Regions from separate parts of the Mus musculus genome. Here all the other regions are linked to region 3. Evidence: chromatin loops called from intact Hi-C (ENCODE). Cell type or tissue: left cerebral cortex. All regions are shown on one strand. Region 1 has its middle 95 kb from the start of Gm34259. Region 2 has its middle 150 kb from the start of Gm34259. Region 3 has its middle 47 kb from the start of Gm23186.

Region 1 (8,000 bases), 210 kb after region 3:
GCTCCAGACATTATTACTCACTGTTTCATCCTGTGCCACCCTCTTCTGACTTCCTTTCCAGGGTGGAAAACTGTAGTTTGTCTCCACTGACAACTTCCTATGTTGTGTTTGCTACATTTAGATAGTTTGAAAATAGGATATGCCTTTATCACATAAAATGTTAATATAATATAAGACATCTTTGCATTATAGGAATACTTAATAAAAATGTCTAGTATGAAACAAGACAGAAACATCTCAAATCTTAACTGGAAGTATAGGGACCTCAGCTAGTGGTAGGTATATAACACTCATATGCTGGGGGGGGGCGGGGGGGCAGTGTTCCTGTGCTGTCTGGGGATGTGGGTTACACTGTAAACAGATATCTACATCATCAGAGCACAAAGAGAAGTATATTTAGGATGATAGAAATATATGTGTGTATATAAATATACACACATAGTAAGTGCATGCACGTGAGCGTGCGCACACACACACACACACACACATATATGCATATATATATTACATGTATATAAACTTTCATGCTTGGGATTTTTAAAATTTTCTATCTCCCACCCCTCTGCAAAGAATTCTGTTGGGAAAGGCAATGCAGGGTCTAATTACCAAGGACTGAAGATCCTCTTTCACAGGAACACTTAGAGGGGTTTCTTGTGGAGGCAATATTTCTACATGCTCAGAAAGCTGATATTGGTAAAATATCCTATAATGCACATAACAGAAATGTTATATTTCCACTTCCAAAGAAGCACAGTGAGTCAGTAACTTGGACATGATCATGCTAAGCTCCATTGTCCCTACTTCCTCTCTGGCATCTCTGATTTGCCTCTTAGTTTTTTACTTCCCATGTATTAAATACTGCTGGCCACATGACTGCCCATGGCTCTATAGGTATCCATGTGAGGTTGCATGGGATCGGGTACTTCTTCTTTTTGCTTGATGAAGTGTCTAGAAAAACTTCCAGCCTTTCAAAATTTGGAACTTCTCATCTTTCATTTGTCTCATAGGTCTGAGTGGAGAGTCGACTGTCTTCCCACGAGGGGGCTTTGTAAAGCTGACCTACCGTTCGTTACCTTAGAGGGAGGAACCAAAACAGTAAAGCTGACCTACCGTTACCTTAGAGGGAGGAACCAAAACAGTGCGGTACTGAAGTTAGGGAGATGGTGCAGTCAGGAAGCAAGCTCGAGGGCCCGAGCTCAGACTCCAGCACCCACAGAGAAACTGGACAGCTCAGTATGTATCTATAACTTTAGGGTTCAGGGCACGAAGACGGGTGATTGCTAGAATTTATTGGCTAGCAGGCATACCTGAAGCAGTGAGCTCTAGGGTCAGTGAAAGATCACCGAGTCGTCAAATAAATAGATAGAGAGTTATTCAAGGATCTATTCAGTGTCAACCTTCGGCCTACACACATATGTACACACAAACATGTACATGTACCACATAATGCACACACAATCACAGACATATATATATATATAAACGAAATAATGCATATATATACACACATATGAACATCTACATATATTATGACATACAAACACCTACACATAAACATATATGCATAACACATTTCTCTCTCTCGTGGCATACACACACACATGCACACGTACACACATGTACACGTACACATACACACATGTAGAACACTAGCATCACCAGCTTCTATTCAGCTTGGTATCCAGGGTCTGCCTTGCTCTGTCATATTCCAGGACTCCTTGGTTCTGAGGAGGCCCAACTGGGAAAACATAAATAAGTTTATGAAGCACTGTAGTGTTGGCCATCAGTTAAACTTCTCTCTGCAGGCCTCCATATAGAGCTAAGAACAACTTGCCCAGGCTATACATATGGAGAGAGGACGGGAGGGTAGGGAGAGGACATATGTAGGGAGAGGAATGTATTTCATCCCTCCCATGAGTCTCCTCTTCTGCTTGACAAAGACTGATAAATTCAGACATTCTAGGTAAAGAAACACTTTTTAAAGCCCAGTGACATAACGACTGCAGCTGGTTTGCTTTGTCCTATACACTAAGTGTGAGATTGTTGAAGGACGTCTCTCTGGATTTCTATCTCTGCCTCACCCCAATAATGAATTCACAATTTACAAAGCATTATGGTTGCTGGCATGCCCGGCTTCTGTACCCTGTCCTTCTGTCAGTTGTGAGGGCTTGATTAGTGATAGAAGGCTGAGATTTCCCACTTAGCTGTACAGCAGCTACTTGTGGCCAGCTGAATTATCCAGACTTGCCAAACCACAGAGTGTAGCGCTTATCAACAGCAGATAAATAGAATACATAGAATTAAACAGGGCCAACCTATGCACACAAGACCCCTGTGTGCACCCACCCACCTCTGCAGGTTTATGGTTGAAAAAGATCAGAATGGCACTGTCCTCCGCTCGCTATGCCTCTATACTTTTTCTTTTCACACATCAAATATATTTTCTGTGCAGAGATACTGACATGGTAGAAATGTTTGTTCTGATAGAATGTCCATATTAGTTCAGTAGATGACTTTCACTATCTATGATGTAAGCGATGGGGACAAGTAGAAAGGAGAACTGGTCAGGGAAGACTGTGTGTGTGTGTGTGTGTGTGTGTGTGTGTGATATTAAGAAATGTCACTTTTTATGTTAAGCTTCTCATTCTGTGATATACCAGTCTGAAACTCTGGATAATGATGATGATGGTGGTGGTAGTGATGATGTTGATGATGGTGACTGCAAATTTTCCCCATTTGTCTCAGAACCCTCAACCAGTAAAGGGGCTGGGATCCAACCCTGCCCTTGATTACCATCCTATTATCCAGCCATTCTTCTCCTCATGTCTCAACTTCTCTGGGCTTTGACCTGTTTTGTCATGGGCACAGGATGGAGCAGGTGTCCCCTAGATATGCCAAGGTCTAGGCAGAAGATCCATGGCACAAGGCAGAGGATCCATGGCACATATCTCATCCCAGCCCAAGACTTGCCTCTCCTTCATTCTGAAGGATCCTGCAGGGCATCTGATTTTTTTTTTTAACCAAAAATGAAAGTTTCACCCTCAAAGAATATGTTCCTCCTGAGGGAAAAAGGGAAAGAGAGGAAGGGGAAGGGGAGAGAAAGAGGGAGGGGGAAAGAATTGGAGAAGGAAGGAGAGGGGAAGGGGAGAGAGAATGGAAGTTGGAAAGGGAGGGGGAGGGGGAGGGGAAAGAGAGACTGACTTTGCAGGCTTCGAAGATGCACACTACAGATTATTCTACAAATGTCGACCACCAACCACGCATTACCCTCAGGCTGATGGTAATGCAAGTTCTGTAATATTGAGGACAGCATCCTCAGGAGAGTCTGGAAGAAAGAACAATCTAGTCAACTACTCTGTGTGTGTGTGTGTGTGTGTGTGTGTGTGTGTGTGTGTGTGTGTGTATAATGATGTAAATGAACACTTGTATTGGGCATTGGACATTCCATTTCGGCCTCATTATCCATTGCTCAATGTCAACGATTAGCTCATTTACTCGGCACATGAGGAGGCCACGCCTGTCCCACCATGGGCCTGCATTCTGGGCTAGGGGCACAGAAAATATGAACTTGACCATAGAAGCCTTGCAGCCTCAAGGCTTTAGATAGCATTAGAATTCATTTCTTCATACCTGCCCATTATTTCAATTTAAAAATATTTTCACTGAAGAAGATTATAACTCTGAAAAAACGGAGGGGAAGCCATTCAGTGAGGTATCTGTGATGTAGCTAAAAACCATGTAAGCCTCTGTATTTGGTAATTTGCAAATGATAAATTACTTATGTAAGCTTATTAAAGCAAATGGTTAATTTTGATATCATATGCCTGTTTTGCACACAACTGAAGTCTCTATAAGCACTCGGGTCATTTGTGGAAGTTGTTTTAGTATGTTTAGCATGTTTGTGCTATGGGGACCGGGGTAATATCTTCTCTGATTCCTGTGTTTTACTGAGGGGAAATGAAGCAGGGAGAACAGGCTGGGTCACCCCTACCTCTGCTTCAGCCAGAGAGGTGTAATTGAGATCAGCTCAGGCCAAATGACCTCAACACTGGCTTCAGCTATAAAGGGAAATTGCAGAGGAAAACTAGGTCTTGGAAGAGGCAAGGCTGTCTCTGGAGAATTGGTGGAGCGCACAGCCTCACTCTCTAGGAAGGCATGCCAAGAGAGAGAAGCCTGTTAAAGAGCTGTTGCTTGGGAGATGGCATGCTGGTGACTTCCAGCAAGGCAAGGCAGACAACTCTGATACCTTCAAAAACAAGAGACCCGTGGGCAGTGCTCAAATTTCACTGTAATGATAGCTAGTGAATATCGGGAGGGATTTTCACTACTGCAGAATTAGCTCTAAAAATATTTTAGAGAGAAAGACAGAATTAGTTACAATGCATTTATAAAAAGCCAGTTATCCATTTCATCAATTCTAAGCCCAAATTGATTCTAAATGCCCTTTTTATATAGCACCAAGAAAGCAGTCATTGCCCATTGAACTATGATTCGATGCTTTTTCTGTCACCCGGAGTGTATTTTCTGCTTGTTTAAAGGACTCTTGGAACTTAGATACAGCTTTCTCTCGTTTGCTGTTCTGCCTGCAAAACATTTAAAGGAAACAAAGGAGCTGTGCTTGGTGAAGGCGCTCTCCACTTCTCAGTACCGACAGCCAGTTCTTGTGTCTCCATTCTTATTGGTTGTCCACCATGGTGTTGTGTGTATTTGTGCTTTTAAAGACACAAAACATGGTTGTTTCTTAGAATCAATCCCCAAGTAACATAAAGCTCAAGGAACCCAGACCTTTCCCAGGCTGGAGCTGCAGAATGTACTGAGCACCCCGCCCACCGCTGCCTCCTGGCATCTGCTTCCCACAGCCATGTGAGTCTGAGTTCTTACAATGCTGCATCTCTGTTTCTGCAGGAGTCTTTCTTTTTCTAGTTGCTCATACTGCTCATTCCTGGAAGAGACCCTACCCTGATCGTCATGACTGACAGAGACGTTCAGAAGGCAGCAACTCCGACCCATCCTGATTTGGGATTTCAGATTTATTAAAAGACACTGAAAATAACCTATGTCCTTGGGATGGATGGCAACATGTCTCAGGCAGACTTTCGGCCTCTACTGTTCTCTGCCCTTTGGTTATTCGACTTTTTTAATTGCAAACAAACTAAGTCAGCTGCTTTGCTCTGGTACCCTAAGTAAGTGTGTTTGCAGTTGTGTATAGCCGGTGTTGTCTGCACAGTGTCCCTTGTGCTGTCCTCTCAGGGGCCTGGTGATCTCTGAGCTGTTAGTGGTGCTCCTTGCACAAGGAATTCTGCAGTGACAGAAGCCTGGCAGATGCTATGTAGTATATTCTGTCTTGGAGAATATAATATCAGTATCAGTGAATGTATTCAACCCTCTGAAAAGTCCTACAGTGAAGAATGGGCTGCAGATATGTACTCACTGTTTCTTAACTCACCTGACAGTACTCAACTTTCACCCCTATTCTACACTCATGCATCCATGGTGTGTGAGAGTGTGTGTGTATGTGTTATATGTGTGTATGTCTGTGTGTGTGTCATATGTGTCTGTGTGTTGTCTGTGTGTCTGTGTGTATGTTTTATGTGTGTATCTGTGTGTGTTGTCTGTGTTTATGTATATGTGTGTTGTATGTGTGTGTGTCTGTGTGTTTCTGTCTGTGTGTGTATTGTCTCTGTGTGTTTGTTGTATGTGTGTGTCTTTGTGTGTGTCTCTGTGTGTATCTGTGTATGTTGTAGGTTTGTGTCTGTGTGTATGTTCATATGTATGTTGTATGTGTGTGTGTATCTCTGTGTGTTTGTTGTATGTGTATGTCTTTGTGTATCTGTGTGTGTCATAGATGTGTGTGTATCTATGTGTGTGTTGTCTGTGTGCTTCTGTCTATGTGTGTCAGTGTGTGTTGTCTATGTATATGTGTATGTGTATGTCTCTGTGTTTGTTTTATGTGTGCGTCTTTGTGTATGTCTGTGTATATGAATCTGTGTGTGTTGTGTGTGTGTTATATGTGTGTGTGTGTCTGTCTCTCTTTGTGTTTTGTGTGTCTGTATCTCTGTGTATGTGTTTTCTAGCATATTCTGGTGCTTGGTACTGGAATCTAAGCCTCTATTACTGGTATTTTCCAGCTAGCCCAGCCTCCTAGTTGAGCTCTGAGTTAATGAGAGCCTTTATCTCATAAAGCAAGGTAGATAACTTCTATGAAACAATACTAAACAGAGAACTCTCAACTGAGGAAACTCGAATGGCCAAAATGCACCTAAAGAACTGTTCAACATCCTTAGTCATCAGGGAAATGCAAATCAAAACAACCCTGAGATTTTGCCTCACTCATACCAGTCAGAATGACTAAGATCAAAAACTCAGGTGACAGCAGATGCTGTCGAGGATGGGGAGAAAGAACAATCCTACATTGTTGGTGGGATTGCAAGCTTGTACAATCACTCTGGCAGTTCCTCAGAAAATTGGACATAGTACTACCTGAGGACCCAGCTTTACCACTCCTGGGCATATACCCAGAAGATTTTCTAACATGTAATAAGGACACTTGCTCCACTATGTTCATTGCAGTCAAATGTATAATAGCCAGAAGCTGGAAAGAACCCAGATGTCCCTCAACAGAGGAATGGATACAGAAAATGTGGTACATTTACACAATGGAGTACTACTCAACTATTAAAAACAGTGACTTCACAAAATTTGCAGGCAAATGGATGGATCTAGAAAATACTATCCTGAGTGATAATATTTTCAGTTCTTTTGTGAAGTCAGTCACAAAAGAACACACATGGTATGTATTCACTGATAAGTGGACATTAGGCAAAGAATGTGGAATACTCATGATAAAACTCATGGACCACATGAAGCACAAGAGGAAGGAAGACCAAAGAGTGGATGCTTCAGTCCTACTTAGAAGGGGAAGCAATATAATCAAGGGAAGTAGAGGGTGGGAAGGATTTGGGAGGAAGAGAAGAGGGGGAAGGGATAAAGAGGGGCAGAATTAGGTATGGGAGGAGATGGAGGAGCTATACAGAGGGCCAGGAAATTGACCAGAGGTATTTAGCAGTGGGGGATTGGGAACTGGAGCAGCCATCAGAAAGCCCCAGATGCCAGGAAAGCTAGAGCCTCCCAGGATCCAATGGGAATTAGCTGAAATATCCCACAAAGGGGAGGGAAAGCCTGTCAAGACCATATCCAGAGGTTAGACATGGCCCCCTGGTTGAGGGATGGGGCCACCTACGCATCTTCAAATTTTTAACTCAGAGTTGCTCCTGTCTAAAGGAAATACAGGGACAAAGAGTGGAACAGATACTGAAGGAAAGGACATCCAGAGACTGCCCCATCTGGAGATCCAACCCTCATGCAGATAACAAACCCAGACACTATTGCTGATTCCAAAAAGTGCTTACTGACAGGAGCCTGGTACAGCTGTCTCCAAAGAGGTTTTTACAGTACCTGACCAATATAGAGGCGGATACTCGTAGCCAACCATTGGACTGAGCATATTTATTTATTTTGTGGTTGCACATGTACTTTTCTAGGTACGTATATGGATACAGGTGTCCGTGTATGTGTGTGCATATGTATTTGAGGACTGTTTGTGCTTCTCAGGAAGCTGTCTGTCTTGTTTTGTTGAGACAAGGTCTCTTATTGGGCCCAGAGCTTTCTTTTTCTTTTCTTTTTCCAATTTTTTATTAGGTATTTTCTTCATTTACATTTCAAATGCTATCCCAAAAGTCCCTCACCCTGCTCCCCTACCCACCCACTCCCACTTCTAAGCCCTGGCATTCCCCTGTACTGGGGCATATAAAGTTTGCAAGAACAACAAGGGGCCTCTCTTCCCAATGATGGCCAACTAGGCCATCTTCTGCTACATATGCAGCTAGAGACACGAGCTCTGGGGGTACTGGTTAGTTCATATTGTTGTTCCACCTATAGGGTTGCCTACCCTTTCAGCTCCTTGGGTGCTTTCTCTAGCTTCTCCATTGGGAGCCCTGTGT
Region 2 (8,000 bases), 260 kb after region 3:
ATAATTTACTGAGATCTACATAAATTAGATGGTTGAAAGAGTTGGTTTTTTTTTAATATGTTCAGCTTTGTGGTGCACAGCCTAATGGATTTCCAAATTGGGAAAGATGCAGAGCAGAGTCATTATCCTACAGTTTAGTCCGTGAATATCAGAGTAGTGGCAGCACGTGATCTATAGGCTTTAGAACGTGCTCCTGCAGATCAGCTTTTGTGTGGACTTCTGATTCCACGTTTTTAATGGTAAGAATGACGTTTTCTGGGGCTGGAGAGAAGACTCAGTAGTTAGAGACCATTGGTAACTAATCATAAACACAAAAGTTCAGATACAAGCAAATGCTTCAAGACCACCCATGTTGGCAGCTCACAAATGCTTATAACTACGGCCTCAATGTATCTGATACTCTCTTCTGGTATCTGGAAGCTGCCACCACTACACACACACACACACACACACCCACACACACACACACACACACACACACACGCGCATGGAACCATGCACACACTTAAAAATCTTAAAAAGCAGTGATGGTTTATGGTTTTTCTTCAGCATGTGGGAAGAAATGAAAAGTACGAAGTACTCCATTCTCTGTACAAATTGAGAAGCAAAAAGCCTGGCTGGGTATCCAGCTTGGAGTTAGACAGTTGTATGTCTCTCTGACCTCTGTCTGACAAGTATACAAAGCCTCCTCAGTCTATAAAATGGGACTCTCCCCAAAGGAGTCTGTGTGGGAGACTCATGTAAGGTACATAGGCGATATGTTAACCGGTCTTGCAGAATGCCCACCCCTACTACACAGGAGCATGGAGTATCACTGGTTATTTTTGTCTCATTTCCTGCACTATCCAAGCTTGTTTCCAGAATGTAATACACATCTTTTGTTTGTCTCCTTAACTCAGAATGTGGGAACTTTTATCCTTTCTGTATGACTGTCTCCCAAGATTTGCTGGTGCTGTTGAAAACAGGATGGACCTCAAAAGTGTTTTCAGCTACGTTATCAGACAAAGATGAACAAGTGAAGAGTGCAGTTTGGATGCCACAGAGTACAAAGATTGCAACATGGTGTCACAACCTTTTCAAAGACAGTCGTGTGCCTGTGAAATGCATTCCCCGGCCATTTTCTTATTCAAAATAAACTTTCAGGCTCCAACAGAGGTCTATAGTTGGTGTTTACCTTGAAGAGACTTTTAATTCTTTGGGATAGCTTTGAGAGTATCCCAGGACTACACCATACCCACGTCTTTCAATCATTAACATCCTTTACACAAGAATTCCTGTGCTCCTCATGTTGATTTCGCCTACACTGATCATTGGTTTGCCATGAATGCATCCAATCTATAGTGACTGATGAGCAGAGGCATCTTTACCATAAAACACACCGGACCTTAATGAAAATGTCTGGTGGCTTTTGTGGGACTCAGGCTTGAGCAGATGTGTAGAGCTAAGGTGACAGTCAAGGTCTAGATATTATTTTTAGCCTTGAATAGTCTTGTAGTCTGGCCTTCCTCCCATTAGCTTCCTGAGTGGGCTGGTATAAACCCATTTTTTATATCTCCCTTGTTCCCGTTTTCTTGTCAGCAGTATTCAACTAGCAGTTAAAATTTCAGAGAAAAGTGTAGGTAGAACCCAGTTGGTACGAGGTTGGAACGTTCCGAGCCTCTGGCTTCCTGTGTGTGCCTTTTTTCTTCTCTCTATGCACATCTTGGCTTTCTAGTGATTCAAACTCCGTCTAAATGTTGCTACTTACCCACCTGTCAAGCGTGGTGTGAGAATAAGAATATCTGAGCCATATTTTTGCTCCTTAGAAGAAAGGTGCTATATAAATACAAAGTGTGATTTCATTAAATGTTCTTGGATGATAACAGCATATGTTAAACTCAATTTCCTTGACCAATTTTATAAATAAATTTTGGTGTTACAATATGGTTGTTTTTATGGTGAGTATGTGTGTATCCTACACTCTGGGCTGTATTTTCTGTCTGGGTGATGCAACATATCAACGTTTAAGAAAAACAAAAGCTTTGTCCTAGACAAATCATGCAATTATTGCTCAAAGTTATTTGCCTTTTTGTACTTACAATAAATGTGAGTGAATTTTCTGCTGAATATAAAGGAGAGAAAAATGCACATCCATAAAGTATATTGTGAGAATGTAGCGTGAGGGTGGAGATGTGGCTCAGTCTAGCCTGCATGAAGTAGCCCAGCATTAAGCAAATGAGGTGTGATACCACACAGCGATGATCCCAGCACTTGGGAGGTAGAGGCAGGAGGCTCAGGAGTTTAAGGCTAGTCTTAGCTACATAGTGAGTTTGATATCAACCCCGGGTGCAGTGGAGCTCATCTATAGAAAAATAGGCTAGTTTGGCTGAATGATCTGCTTTTCTGGTAAATCCGTATAAGTGGCTTGCAGCATGCATGACAAACACATCAATTACAGGGTTGAACATAAACTGCTGCGCTTTTGTGGTCAGGGATGATATTGATTATGTCCCACGGAGCAGCATCAGAACCCCGGCTTAGTCTAAGGAAAAGGTATTACTTCCAGCCTTAGACCACCAAGGCAAGACTCTCCCAAAGAGGTGGAAAGGTATGTTTTACCCCATGGTAAGACACAAGATCACAGGAGTGATAAAATCACAGAAGCCCTGCAGAGTCACAGCCCGGTGCCAGCACGGAAGGCTAATCAGTCTGAAATGCAGAGGACACTTTCTTGGGAGATGTAAGCAAGCATCCATAGCAGCCTCTTGTTCATTTCTCATTTCCTTTGGCAAGTCCATTTCCTCCTTCACAGGCAAGCATCCCTCCAGCTGTGCCTGCCAGGAAATCACCTTCAGTCTTACATTTTTTTTTAACATGTGAAATGATTTTAGATCCCTGTTACCAAGCACAGGGTGTTTCCATAATGGTTCTTCTGATGCTATTACTGTTGTACAGTGTACTTATCAAAACTAAGAGGTTAGCGGTGCTGTAACACTGCCAGTTCCACCATTGGCCTCATTTACATGGTTTAGTTTTTCCATTAACTTTTTTTTCTTCTTCTTTTCCAGGATCCCATTATGCATTTGGCCATCATGCCAATCCAGCTTCTTCCAGTCTCTGACAGTTTCTTTTTCTTTGTCTTTCTTGGCTAACAACGTTTTGAGGAATCCTGTACAATGTCTCTTCATCTGAATTTATCTGATTTTTTTTTAAACCAAAAATATGCTGTGCTAGCTCTCTGTTGTTATGGTAACATGTCTGAGAAAAATCAACTTAAAAGAGGAGAGATTCAGTCTGGCTCCTGGTTTCAGGGTTTTAGCCTCATTTTGTTGCTTTTGGGCCTGTGCTGAGGAAGCACATCAAGGTGGGGAATATGGAGGGAGGCAACACTGCTCACTTTGCTTACTTTGTTGGGGACAAGAAGGAAGGTGGAGGGGGAGGGAGAGGGAAACAGAGATGAAGGTTGACAGACAGAGACAGACAGACAAGTCAGGGACAAAGAGAGACAGAGTCACAGAGATAAGGAGAGAGACAGAGTAAAAGAGACAGAGAAACAGTCACATAGAGACACAGAGACACAGAAAGATAGAGATACAGAGAGAGAAAGAAAAACAGATATAAAGTCAGAAAGACAGAGAGACAGAGAGACAGAGGCAGACAGAGGCAGAAGAGAGAAACAGAGAAGAAAAGAGAAGAGGAACAAGGAGGAGGAGGAGGAATAAAGAAAGGAAAGAACGAGAAGGTAGGCTCAATGGAATGGAGTTGGGTTGGGTCTCCAATAACTGACCTCACCCTACCTACTAAAGCTTTCACCACCTCTCAGCAGCTCCAGCAGGTGAAGACCTAACCATCATCAAGCACCTGGGACCTATTTAATACCCAGACTAAACCACAAGCTGAGGTTATAGGTGTTGGGGCAGGGTAGCACAGAAACACCATATTCCTGTCATTGAACATGTCAGTGTGCACAATTGATCAGATGACATTAACCTTGGTCACTGACTTTAAGTGAGATCCGCTAGTTTTCTCCCTGGGAAAGTCAAGGTATTAACTCTTTCCACTCATCTAGTTGGTACAAACAGGGCACTAAGTTCAACCACAGGGGAGGAGTAACAGGATTTTGTGGTCATGTTCTGAATACTAGTTAGTGAATTTGCAGAAGGGTATGAATATGAGATACAAATAAAATAGCTAGTGCTTATTATGGTTTGATGTATGGTCTTATGGCTTAGAATACCACAGCATGTTCAATAAAAACCATACTTGACAACTTGAATGTAAGCCTTTGCTTGGATGGTGGTTGATAGACTTTCTTGATGCTGCACAAAGGTAGCATTCACAAGGAAGGCAACTGATGGTCTTTGGCAAGCTGTGCTGCCAAGCAGTCATGTATGGAGGCACAGTGAAGTCTCTCAGCTTCCCCTGGGCTGGGCAACCTGACTCCACTTACATGGAGGAATAGGTGTATCCTGCTTCTTTTGAAAACTTCCCATTTGTTGCACTTGTCAATGAGTGTTGCTTGCAGCAATGGATATTCTATTCTAATCATAAGTGATTTTTCTTAATTCCCGATTCCCTTTACATTAATTTTACTTTTTAAACTCTTGAAGATAAAGGAGTACATTTATTTGCTTATTTAAACTAATTACATAACTTGTATTGGCTTTCAGAGAATTAAGTTTCATTATGGGATTTTCCAAATAAAACTTTTTTTTTTTGTCATTTGCCTACAGTGCTTCTTTTTCACCTCTTCTTTTTTCTAAATTAATTCTTTGAGAATTTCATACAGTGAGTTTAGATCACCTACATCCCTCTTTCCTCAACTCCTCCCAGATCCATTGCCACTTCCCTACCCAGCCAACCTTGTGTCCTGGTTTTCTTTTTTAACCCATATATGTATTGCTCAGTATTCTTAGATGTGTGGTCTTCCACTGGAGCATACTTGACCTGTTAGGAGCTATAGTCTTAAAGAAAACTGACTCCCTCTTTCCCAGAAGTTAATAGTTGCCAATAGCTCCTGCTGTAGGGGTGGGGCATTGTGTCCACCTCCTCTCTATCTGTTGTGATTTGATCTGGCTTAAGCTTGCAAAGGTCTTATGTATGCTGCTGCAAGTCCTGTATGTTCATATGCTCGGCTGTCCTGCCTTGGCTGGGAGACACGATTTCTTTGTAGTCACACATAGCCACTGGCTCTTATAGTCAGTCTTATTGCCTCATCGACAACCAAGACTCTTGAGCCTTGGTAGGAGGTACATGATATAGACGTCTCATTTAGTGCCTAACATTCCAGTCTCATATTCTCTGTACCTTGGTCAGACTTGGTAGTTTTCTATGTTAATCACTATCTATGCAAATAGACACTTCTCTAGACACTTCTCATACAAGGATTTGAAAATGCAAATAGAGGTTGGGGCAGAGGTGGAGTGGAAAGGCATGCACCCAGGACACACGGTCTTCAAGCAGATCTCTGGTGGCTCCTCTTGTGTTTATCAATCAGACAGTTTGTGCTTATCAATCAATTATGTAAGAAAGGTTGATCCCTTCTCTTTTGTTTGTTTATTCACTTGCTCCCTTGCCTATTTATATCTGTATGGGTCTATTGGTATTGATTGTATTCATTGGGTAAGCCATTCAATTTCATTGTGATTTATTGTTGTGATGGATTGATTGTACCCTCCAGCACTCATGTTAAATTTTAATCGCCATTGTGATGATGTTAACAAGTGGAACCTTAAAGAGTTGGCTGAGTCCTGGGGAGCTCTGCTCTCATGAATGGATTAATGCCATCATAGTGGGAGAGGTTAGTTACCAGGAGACAGATATGATTGTAAAAGTGACTTGGCCTGATTTCTTCTCTCCTTTGTGCTCATTTGTCCTTCTGCCATATTCTAGTCTAGCATGACGGCTCTTGCTAGATGCTGGCACCATGCCCCCAGACCTCTCAGCCTCCTGAACTATTAGCCAAATAAATATCATTGGTTTGTAAATTACCCTGTGCGTAGTCCTCTTGCTACTGCAGCCCAAAATGCTAAGCTATTATGTTGCTCAAATCATGTTAGCTCTGGCCATTGAGAGCTTTTCAGATTAGTTCATGGGCCCTTTGGACATTGCCCTCCTCTTAAAAGAACGATGTGTTTCTAGGTACATCTTTGCCTTGAAAATATATTCTAAGATATCTTGTATTCTCTCTTTTTTTTTTTTTCTGTTCTTAAAGTTATGTCAGACTTGCTTTGAGGTGATTACCAGCTTTATGGACATGATGAAAGGCAGCCAGAGAGAACTGCTGAAGTGTTCTGATTTCCTGACACAATGAACCTATGAGACTCAATGGTAGTTTTAAGCCATGACATTTTGGGATAATTTCTTATACAACCATAGCTCACTGATGTATTTTTATCAAATACCACAAAAAGGGATTTGGTATTGGAGGTGAAAATCGAACAGATCCCAGAAGGACATCCAGCAGAGAATGACAATTTGAAGATCCACCCAGGGCTTAAAAGAGAGTGAAGATCTGACAGTGAAACAAGGTATGTGGGGATGGGTTTGTCAAGGTTGTTACCTATATTAATGTTGAAGCAAAAATATATGCTTTGTGAACCCCATGGTCTTCTTGAAGGATATTTCAGATAGACATTGATAGTGCTTCCTGGATGCTTTTATGAGTTTATACTAAAACATGAGAAGAAACTGATACAACCAAGGAAAAATTTAATCAGAAAAGGAAGCAGGACTTGATGATTTAGGAAATCCCTTGCCTCTCTGGGTGAAAGATGATGCTTCAAATTAAGGAATGATGCCCTGGCAAAGACCTGACTGAGCATTACTGGGAAAACATTCTCTGGAGAAGCCATGACCTTGCACCCCAACAGCAAGAGCTTAGCAAACATCTGCCCTTGTATCTGCCTTCTGATCTTAAAGATGAATCCAATTCTTTACTCACCAATTGAATCCAGAAGCTTTGCTGCAAAGTAGTCTGGGCAATGATGGTTCTGGTTAGACACCTTTGTGCTTTTAGCATTGTGGTAATAATTTGTTACTATGTAGGAGGTTGTAAGGGAACATGTGGTAGAAGGCAGTCTCTTTCATATTCAGAAGGATGGAGTACAAGAAATCTTGGTGGAAAATGTAAATGAGCTAAATACCTAATAAAAAATGGAAAGAAAAAAAAAAAGGAATCTTGGTGGATTAGCAAGAGGTAAAACAGAACGCATACATCAGAACCCACCTCCTGCATACTATGTGGCCTGTGTGAGCAGAAGAATCCAAAGAGAGAGCTGCTTGGAAGAGCACAAGGGCCTATGTCCTCAGGGGGAGCACAGGGCTCTGTCCTCAGCGGGGAGCATTTGTCTTTTCTTTCCTTTCCCATGGAGAACTGCCAAGCCAATCGCCAAGTTCTTTGAGAACAGCTTACCAAATCTAGAGCTTCTGAAGATTTGCCTAGGCTATGCAGGCTGAGAGAAGGAAAGATTTGCCTAGGCTATGCAGGCTGAGAGAAGGAAAGATTTGCCTAGGCTATCCAGGCTGAGAGAAGGAAAGAACTTTTCCTATGGACCCTGAAGGCAGAGAGAAGGCAGACTGCCATGTTTCCCGACTGAAAGAGACATAAGTCCGGACTCATATAGAGAACGCATTGTGTGACAGAGGAGGAGAAGTCATAGAGAGCATATCTTATCATCTTATCTAGGTCAGTGAAGTTATGTCCTGAGCCTGTCTGCTTAGAGAGTTGGGAGAGACCTTTTGATCACTACCCAGATGAGATGGCAGAGCACACAAGCTAGACCTTGGCATTGGGGTGGAGGCCAACCAGAATTTGGGAAGAGGGTAACTAAGTTATTATGTCTGGGTTAGAGGTTCCGGTCAGGATTTGCATGGATTCTAGGCTTAGATCAACATTTCGAGTCCTTCCACTAGCAGGAGAAGATAGCCAACTGCCATGAGGATTAGGTGCCCACAGCTCCAAGAGAAATAAAACGAGTATAGAGTCTGTTTTTCATCTTCTGACCTTCTCAGAAGCAGAT
Region 3 (8,000 bases):
AATGAGTAGATACAATTTCTACAAAGCAATAAATTCATCTCTAGATTTATCCTTTGCTATGGTTGGACTCCCAAATGTCCCTTACAGGCTCATGTTTGAATAATCCTTCTGCTCTTGTGAGGCAGTTTTAGGAGGCTGTGGAACCTGTGGGAGGTGGGTGAGCCTATTAGGCGGGGGCGGGGGCGGGGGCGGGGGCGGGGGCGGGGGCGGGGGCGGGGGCGGAGGCGGAGGCGGAGGCGGAGGCGGAGGCAGTTCACTTGGGGAGGTTTGAAAGGTTTTTCCCCTCTCTGGTTCCCGCTGTAGTCTCTGCTAGTTGATCTGCCATGGTGTGAGCAGCCTCTGCCACATTCTGCTGTCCTCGTGGGTGAGAGGATCGCCATACCTTTTCCTTTTCCTCCATGATGAGTTGAAACTCCCTGAAACCAGGAGCCAAAATAAAGCTGTGTTGTTTGTCAAGTTTCATTCCAGCAATATCACAATGTTAAAGTAATGACTCCACCTCCCTCTGTGGAAAGGCTTCTTTTTAAAATTTGGGACAAAAACTACCTAACTTATTTTTTCTTTTTTTCTGACTCTAAGAGGCTAGGATTCGTCCTTAGCCCTTCTTGGAAAAACAAAGCCAGGTGCTTTTGGGCTGCCCACGTGCATGTAGCCAACCTGTGTACATTGGGCAAGCACTTCTCATTCTCTTTTCTTAAAGAATTATTATAAAGTTCAAATGAGAAGGAAACAGATGCGTGGAAGCAGAAAGGTTTGTCTCACAGGATTTCATTTTGACAATTTCCAACGTTGATTTCCCAGACAGCTGCAGCCCTCCGCGGCTCCGCCTGCTCCTGCCTCACACCTCTGATGATTCGTCCCCTGGAAAGTTTTGTTCAGCCTCTCATACCCTTGGCTTTGAAGCCATCTATCAAAACTCTCTGCCAGGAACTGCATTAAGATGTTGGCAGCAGGTGGCTGCTTCTCCCCAACTCCCCTGTTCCAACCGACAGGAACACTGGGGAGGGGTGGAGAGATAGCCTGTGCTTCTCATTTAGCCAACAAAACGTGGGTTATGACGCTCCCTCCCTGGGAACTTTCCATAAGATGAGGGCGGCTGACCTTGTACAGCACCAGGGACTCCTTTCTGTTACAAACAAACAGACAAACAAGCAAGCAAACTCTGGCGTTAAATATCCATCCTGCAGAGGCCACATCATGTTGCCCTGGAAGTTCGTGCATTTGCCACTTCCAGCAAGGGCTGTAAGAGCAGGACCACGCCTTCTGTACGCAGGAAAGGATGAAGGCAGTTTGTAATCCTATAAAACACTTTGAGGCTTTCAAAAGGTGTTATATACATCAATAAATAATAATAATTTTCACTCTTTCTTCTTTGTAATACTCCCTCAGAAGGTTGAAAATAAAATTTCTTTCATTATTGATTTTATCCTTCTATATTTGACAAACATTGATTTTTTTCTTCCCCTTTCTTAATGGAGCAGAAGCTGACATAGTTGTATTTCATTTACTTCGCCCTCCAACCCCAGTGCCATCCCATTAGCAGGAGGACTCCAGGCACCTGCAAAGCTGCCCACAGTGGTTGTTTAACTGTAGGGCGCTGGGTCTTAACAAGAATCGGCTCTACACAGCAAGCACATATTAGCTTCCTGCTTTGTCACTGCCAGTCTGAAGACTTCAGGAAGGAAGTTAGCTCAGATATGGGGTTTAGTGTGTGTCTAACACATACATACCCTGTGACTAACACATGCAGACCCCATGGCTAACACATGGAAGACTACATGACTAACACATGCAGACAACATGACCAACACACGCAGACCCCACATGCAGACCCACATCTAATACTCACAGACCCTATGACTAATACATGGAAACCCCATATTTAAGACATGCAGACCCCGTATCTAACATATGCAGACCACACGACCAACACATTCAGACCCCACATGTAATATATACAGATCTTGTCTGACACTATTACCTAACACACCCAGATCTCATGACTAACACATGCAGACCCCACGTCTAACACACACGAACCCAATGTCTGACACACACAGGATCCATTTCCAACACTGCAGAGCTAGTGTTGTCATTTTCATATCATCCCATCCTTTAACAGTTCTCTCTAGTCAGCACAGTTAGGGTTAGAAAACTCACCAAGCAAACATCTGCTGGGGAGACAGACACAGTGCACCTTGGGTAAAGCATGCACAGCTCATGGAAGCAGTGGCCCTGGGGCCCTGAACTTTGCCTTTCCTGTTTTCAGCACAAGGATTTGAATCTTAGACACTTTGCACAATTTTCTCTCGAGGATGCCTTTGAAGCAAGCCACATGTTGTTTGTGCAGCATGCTCTTTACCTGCATGTGGTCTGTCTTATCTCCATGGCCACCATGTCTGAAAAAGTTTGAGGTGACTGTTACAAAGGAGTAAAACTTTTCAGGTTTTGACTACGTGGACAAAAGGTGAGAGTTGAAGTAATTATCCCAATAATGAAGGTTAAAAAGGCTTCCTCCTGAAAACCCAGGTAATTGTAACTAATGTCTATTTTGGCTTGAGTCAGCAAGATAATAGCGTCGACTCTGCCCTTCCCTTTGCACACCCAGCCTTCCCTGGCTTAAATTTATGTCGTTTGCATGTTGGAGCCTCAGTAAATCTCCGCTGTGCATTAACAACAGCCGAGCCAGGCAGCTGGTTTGCCAACTGAGAGGAGAGAGCAAACATGGATCAGCTGTGTCTGGTCTTTTCCTTTTAAGCCATTTTAGCCCACGCACTCAGTGAGTGCGGGGATGCATTTCTGCAGAATTCCTGGAACTCACGGGTTTTTAGAGGCGTTTAACTTACATATCCACGCTCATGGAGACAGTTGGGGAGGGTGGATGTAAAAAGGCAAAAATTGCTGTGCTCTCTAAACAGAGAGTGGGTCTGAGGGTGCGTCATTCCCTTGTGCTAAATATACATCTCCTCTGCCAGAGACGCGGGTAAGAACGCTGCCTAAGTAGGTCAGGCTGAGCCTGGACTTTTCCGATGGCTTGAGAGCTACATCATGAAATATCTCCTTCAAAGCCCAGATTCAGTGTGTGTGTTTGTTATGTCTGTATGCTTGTGTGTGTATGAGTTCATAAGTCTGTGTTTGTATGGCTGTGTGTGTATATGTGCATGTCTCTGTGTGTTTATGTGTGTATGTGTTTGTATGTATGTCTGTGTGCATGACTTTGTGTGTGTTTGTGTGTGTATGTGTATGTCTGTGTGCTTTTGTGTGTGTGTCTGTTTGAATGTCTGTATGTCTGTGTGTTTGTATGTGTCTCTGTGTGTGTCTGTGTATATATGGGTGTTTTGTGTATGTATGTGTGTTGTGTCTATGTGTCTGTCTCTGTGTGTATGTTTTTTGTTTTTGTCTAGGTGTTTGTGTGTATGCATTTGTGTGTGCATGTGTGTGTGTGTCTATTTGTTTCTCTCTCTCTCTCTCTCTCTATATATATATATATATATGTATATATGTATCTATGTACCCATGTGTATGAATGAATGCATGTGTGTCTGTATGTATTTGTGTCTGTTCGTCCATATGTGCATATGTGCATATATGTACATGTATGTTTCCATGTGTGTGTATGCTTGTGTTTTGTTCTTAGGAAGTTTTCCATCACACTCATGGTTCCCGTGTTTTCATGTTTTCAGGCTCTGAATTTCTGTCCATCTATCTGTCCGTCTCCTAATGTGGCAGGGAGAAGAGATAACTGAGAGGTAGTCACAGTGTAGGGAGGCTGAGAAAGGACAAGGACATTGTAGAGGACAGATGGGGAGCTCAGGAGGCTCCCAGGCCCACAGCACCATCTAGGTCTGCCTTTTGGCTACAGGAAGTTAAAAGAGGAGAACTACAGAGAAGCCCCTCTGGGCTCTGCCTCGGATGAAAGTCCTGCACAGATAGAGGTTAGCTGAGTTCTCCTTCCTCCCACTCTTGCCAGGGCTGTTCTGAATTCAGGATTCTGGCAGATTTAAACCTTTCTCATCAACAGTTCTAATGTGTGATCTACCTGTTACTTCCCCAAATGATGTCTCTCTGACTCCTTTTTTTTTTTTTTTTTTTTGAGGGAGGGAAGTTTCTCACCAGCTTGTCATTCACTTCACCCCACCCACCCAGACACCCACCACTCAACCAGCCTGGTGAAAAGAGATTAAAAAAAAAGATCTGGATTCTATACAGATTTGAGAAAATGCTCCAAGCTTTTTTCTATGGTGTGATTTATGGAATGTCACATAACTCTGTAGTATTCTCATCAAAAAGCCTCAGGCTTCAGGTGAGGCGGGTCATCAATGAGTGCTGTTATTGTAGAACGCTAGAGAGCTCCCGAATGAGAGGCTGTGCATTTTCCTGTGCTTGCATTGGCTGCCATTGCTGGTGTTCTGGTGGTACCATTAGGACCCCTAAGAAAGAGCGGTGTGACTATTGCGATGAAACCATGCTCGGTCCTGAAGTGTGTTTCTCTTCTACTGCATGCTAACTTCAGCCATTGCTTACTGACTACTGGTACTTGCTGGTACAGCATTCAGTGTATCACGACGAGGCATCTACTCTCTCTTATAGCATTGCAGGGCTCCCCAGCACTAAGTCCAGGGATCTCAGTTGTGAGATCCTGGGGAGGAGAAGGCTCCTGAAGAAGGAGTTAGCACGATTGTGTGAGGCTCAGTTCAGGCACAACTGACTCCTGCTTAGAGCCAGAGGACATAGGCTATAATCCCAGCCATAGCCTCTCTGGCCATGGACAGCGGCTTCAATCTCTTTGGTCCATCCATTTCTTTACCTATATTTTATAAAGATGGAGTTGGTAGGTGGATTTGGAGATAATTGGTACTTCTATCCCCCCTGCCTTATATCCCACACTTGAAATGCCTTAGTTATTTTAGTTCCAGAATCATTTGAGGCTTACAAACCAGGACCAGGTTCAAGGGTAGGCTTTAAGTGATAAACTAAGACTCTTAACTATGTACCTAACTTTTGTACTTGTGGACTGCTGTCTTCTGAGCATAGCATGGCCACTGTTATCTTTACAAGGGCAGCAGTGACTTGGCTTGACCCACACATGACTTGGCTCATCTGATCAGGCCTATCTGCACTCTGTCATAGAAAAAAGGGTGGAGGAAGCCGTTACACCCTGACCTGGGGTTACATGTCTTCTCTCTGTTAGGCCCCCTGCTGCCTTGCTTCTGCCCTAGTCCTGGGTGGTGGTGGCTGTGATGACTAGAGTGTAGAGAGGATAGGAGATTAACTGACAGGCAGAGGCGTTTATGAAGCTTTGGGACATGGTCACCCATACTAGCCTGAGACTTTTACGAAATTCTGCTGCCTGTGATGTCATCTGTATTCAGGTACGTGACCTCCCATCTTGCTTCTGTGATGAAGCCATGCAAACCGACTGATTGGACTTCGTTGGACTTTGGTGTGTCCTCGGCACCTTGTCTGGGGTGAATAGACATAGTCAACATTGACTCTCATGTCCTCTCACAAAAAGTTAACTTGATAGTGACTTCTCTTGGGAAAGTCCCCCTAGAGTACAATGGCCTCTTCAAAGGAATGCTAATGCTGGAGAAAGTCAAGGTCCACCTCTCTGGTCTCAATTTCCTGTATTCTACTGAGAATCCAGTGGTAGAAAATGAATGGCCCACACAAGCCAACTGATCCCAGAGGGAAGAGCCCAGAATAAGCTTGCTGGCACAGGCCCATTTACTCACCCAGCAGTTATCCCCTGTGGCCTGGCTCTGGAGATAAATGGAAACTTCTAGAATGACTTAGTTTCCTGAAAGCATGACTGGGTATCCATGAAAAGAGATCAAGACAGCACCTATTGGAACCTATACACTTGGGACCAAAATGACACTTCATTTTGTCCCACAGGTGGGTTGTTGTCCCCTGCAGAGGACTAGAGATTGCTTCCCCTAACCACCAGCTGAGCACATTTCCCACAGATGTAATGAGTGCAAATTTAAGATTTTGAATTTTGATATTTATGATATGTATTTTCTCATTACTATCTGCTTGGGTTTGTTTAAGCTCAGGTAGGGAGAATGAAAAGAGGGAGCGAGGAGAGAGCAATGTGAATAAACTTGTGCCTCAGTCACTAAGTATAAGGGCATGGGAGATGAGGCAGGGGGATGCCTGCCCTCTGTCTTTCAGAGGGTGGGTGTGGTCAGTTCTTTCCTCAGCATTCATCTCTGGCCGATGCAATTCAGTTACTAGGGGTGAAGTGTGCATATCATTACTGGATCATGTGGTAGCAGGCGATTTTGTGACATTCTGCTCATGACTTGGATGGCCCCCCTCGGAGGGACCTCTATTCAGCAGAAGCTTCCATGAACATGCGCAGAAGGAAGTGTGCTGTCTGAGCGCCACTTACTTTTGTTTATCTTTGATTTTCTCTCTTTTCCTCCCTCCTTCCTTTCCTCCTCCCTTCCCCCTTTCTCCCTTCTCCCCTCGTTTTCATCCCTCCCTTTGTCCCTTCCCCCTCCTTCCTTTCCTCCCTCTTTCTCTCCCCTTCCTCGGTTCCTCCTTCCCTCCCTCCTTCCCTACCCCCTTTGACCCATGCCCTCCCTTCTCCCTCCCTGTTTTCCTCCCTTCTTCTCTCCCTCCTTTCTTCCCTCTCTCCCTCTTCCTCCCGCCCCCCTCTCTTTTTCCCCTCTTTTCTCTCTCCCTCCTTTCCTCTTAATATTTATGAATGTGGACAAAACATCAAGGAGCTTATTACTATGTTTTTTTAAATTTTTTTTTTTTGTGCTTGTCCTAAGGCCACATTATATATTCCACCACTTAAGTAATTCCAGCTCTGAATTCTGGTCCCTGTCAACTGAATAGTGAGCCTTGAACTAACACTGAAAGATGGTAGAAGATAGCAGGTGGGAAGGGGAAATCTCGACATCATTGTTGTAATCCCACCATACTAGGTGTCTCTCTTTCACAAAGCTTTGCTGGGCCTCTCCCACCCCAGGGCATGCAGAAGGTGGGAATAGGTAGCCCATGCTCCTAGCTGTTTATATTCTCCTGTCTGAACTCTGGTTTTGAGATGAGCCATTGAAGCCCATAATTTATAGAATTGGAAGACACATGGAAGCTGTTGGGCATTGAAGCTGTGACCAGCTTTTGGTACAATGGTAACTAGAGAGCCACATGACAGCTGCAGCCACAAGGCACAACATTTAAGTCATTTCCAGATATAAGGAGGAAACAGATCCATAGGAGGATCAGCAGAGATGGGAATCCTCATAACTTTCAACTTCATGAAATACTCTGGCTAGATCCCTAGAGAGTCCTCTCTCCTAATAAATCACACTTTAATTAAGCTCACTTGAAAAGCTCTTGAGTCTACCAAACAGTCTTACTCAGACATTGTGTGACCCTAGTCCAACCACCATGCTTCTCTGGACTCAGTTTCATCTTGTGTAAAATGAGTCCATTAACCTCCTGAGTCCCTTTAGATTTCAGGAATCTGCACTTTTAATTATCAGTGGTGGTCATCTATGAAGCCCTATAAGCCAGACACACTTGACAATTCTGCTCTTCTTTTGGTCCTGTCTACAGAGGCCGAGTCTGATGGCATGGTTAGTGAGAAGAACCATCTACTGCCAATCAAGGTTGTGTCTAAATAGATCTGTGGGGAGAGGCACTTCTGACAAATGGCTATGTGTAGGCTGGATGAAAGACCTCCACAGGTCTATCCTGTCCTGCATCTCCAGTAGGCTCTGCTAATATAAGAGAGAGCTGTTGGCAGACCTGAAGCATTCTCCCTCTAAACCAGTGCCATGGAGTAAGTACAGCCTTGTTGATTGTATATCAATTTGATGGACTAACTATGGAACAGTAATTAAGCCAAAGAGAACATTCAGAAGTACTTATTGCTACTTGCTGTCTGCTCAATCCCCAGAGTCCTAAATAAATAGAACCATGAGTTTAATTAATACCTGCAGGTCTGATTATCCATTTACACCAGGCCATAGTAGATCAGA

What was found. A loop is a pair of places that touch in the nucleus more often than their neighbours do. Peaks named below come from ENCODE experiments on the same cell type or tissue, not always from the same donor. Only the 100,000 strongest peaks of a DNase experiment are listed, where the experiment ranks them.
Region 1: it touches region 3 in a loop (2.3-fold over the local background); 2 of 42 quality-filtered maps call a loop at or near these places.
Region 2: a loop joins it to region 3, with 8 times the contacts of the local background. A loop is called at or near these places in 2 of 42 quality-filtered maps.

The regions. Positions count from the first base shown.
Region 1 is chr17:4,513,168-4,521,167 of GRCm38, reverse strand. No RefSeq gene overlaps it. Among named protein-coding and RNA genes, the nearest start is that of Gm34259, 95 kb to the left of the region's middle. In left cerebral cortex, a CTCF peak has its summit at 4,173; DNase peaks (open chromatin) are centred at 4,158, 4,806 and 5,263; H3K27ac peaks cover 1,566 bases.
Region 2 is chr17:4,459,631-4,467,630 of GRCm38, reverse strand. No RefSeq gene overlaps it. Among named protein-coding and RNA genes, the nearest start is that of Gm34259, 150 kb to the left of the region's middle. In left cerebral cortex, no CTCF peak of the experiment used is centred here; DNase peaks (open chromatin) are centred at 1,686, 2,147, 2,744 and 3,177; H3K27ac peaks cover 859 bases.
Region 3 is chr17:4,721,386-4,729,385 of GRCm38, reverse strand. No RefSeq gene overlaps it. Among named protein-coding and RNA genes, the nearest start is that of Gm23186, 47 kb to the right of the region's middle. In left cerebral cortex, no CTCF peak of the experiment used is centred here; DNase peaks (open chromatin) are centred at 873, 2,275, 2,851 and 4,085; H3K27ac peaks cover 1,023 bases.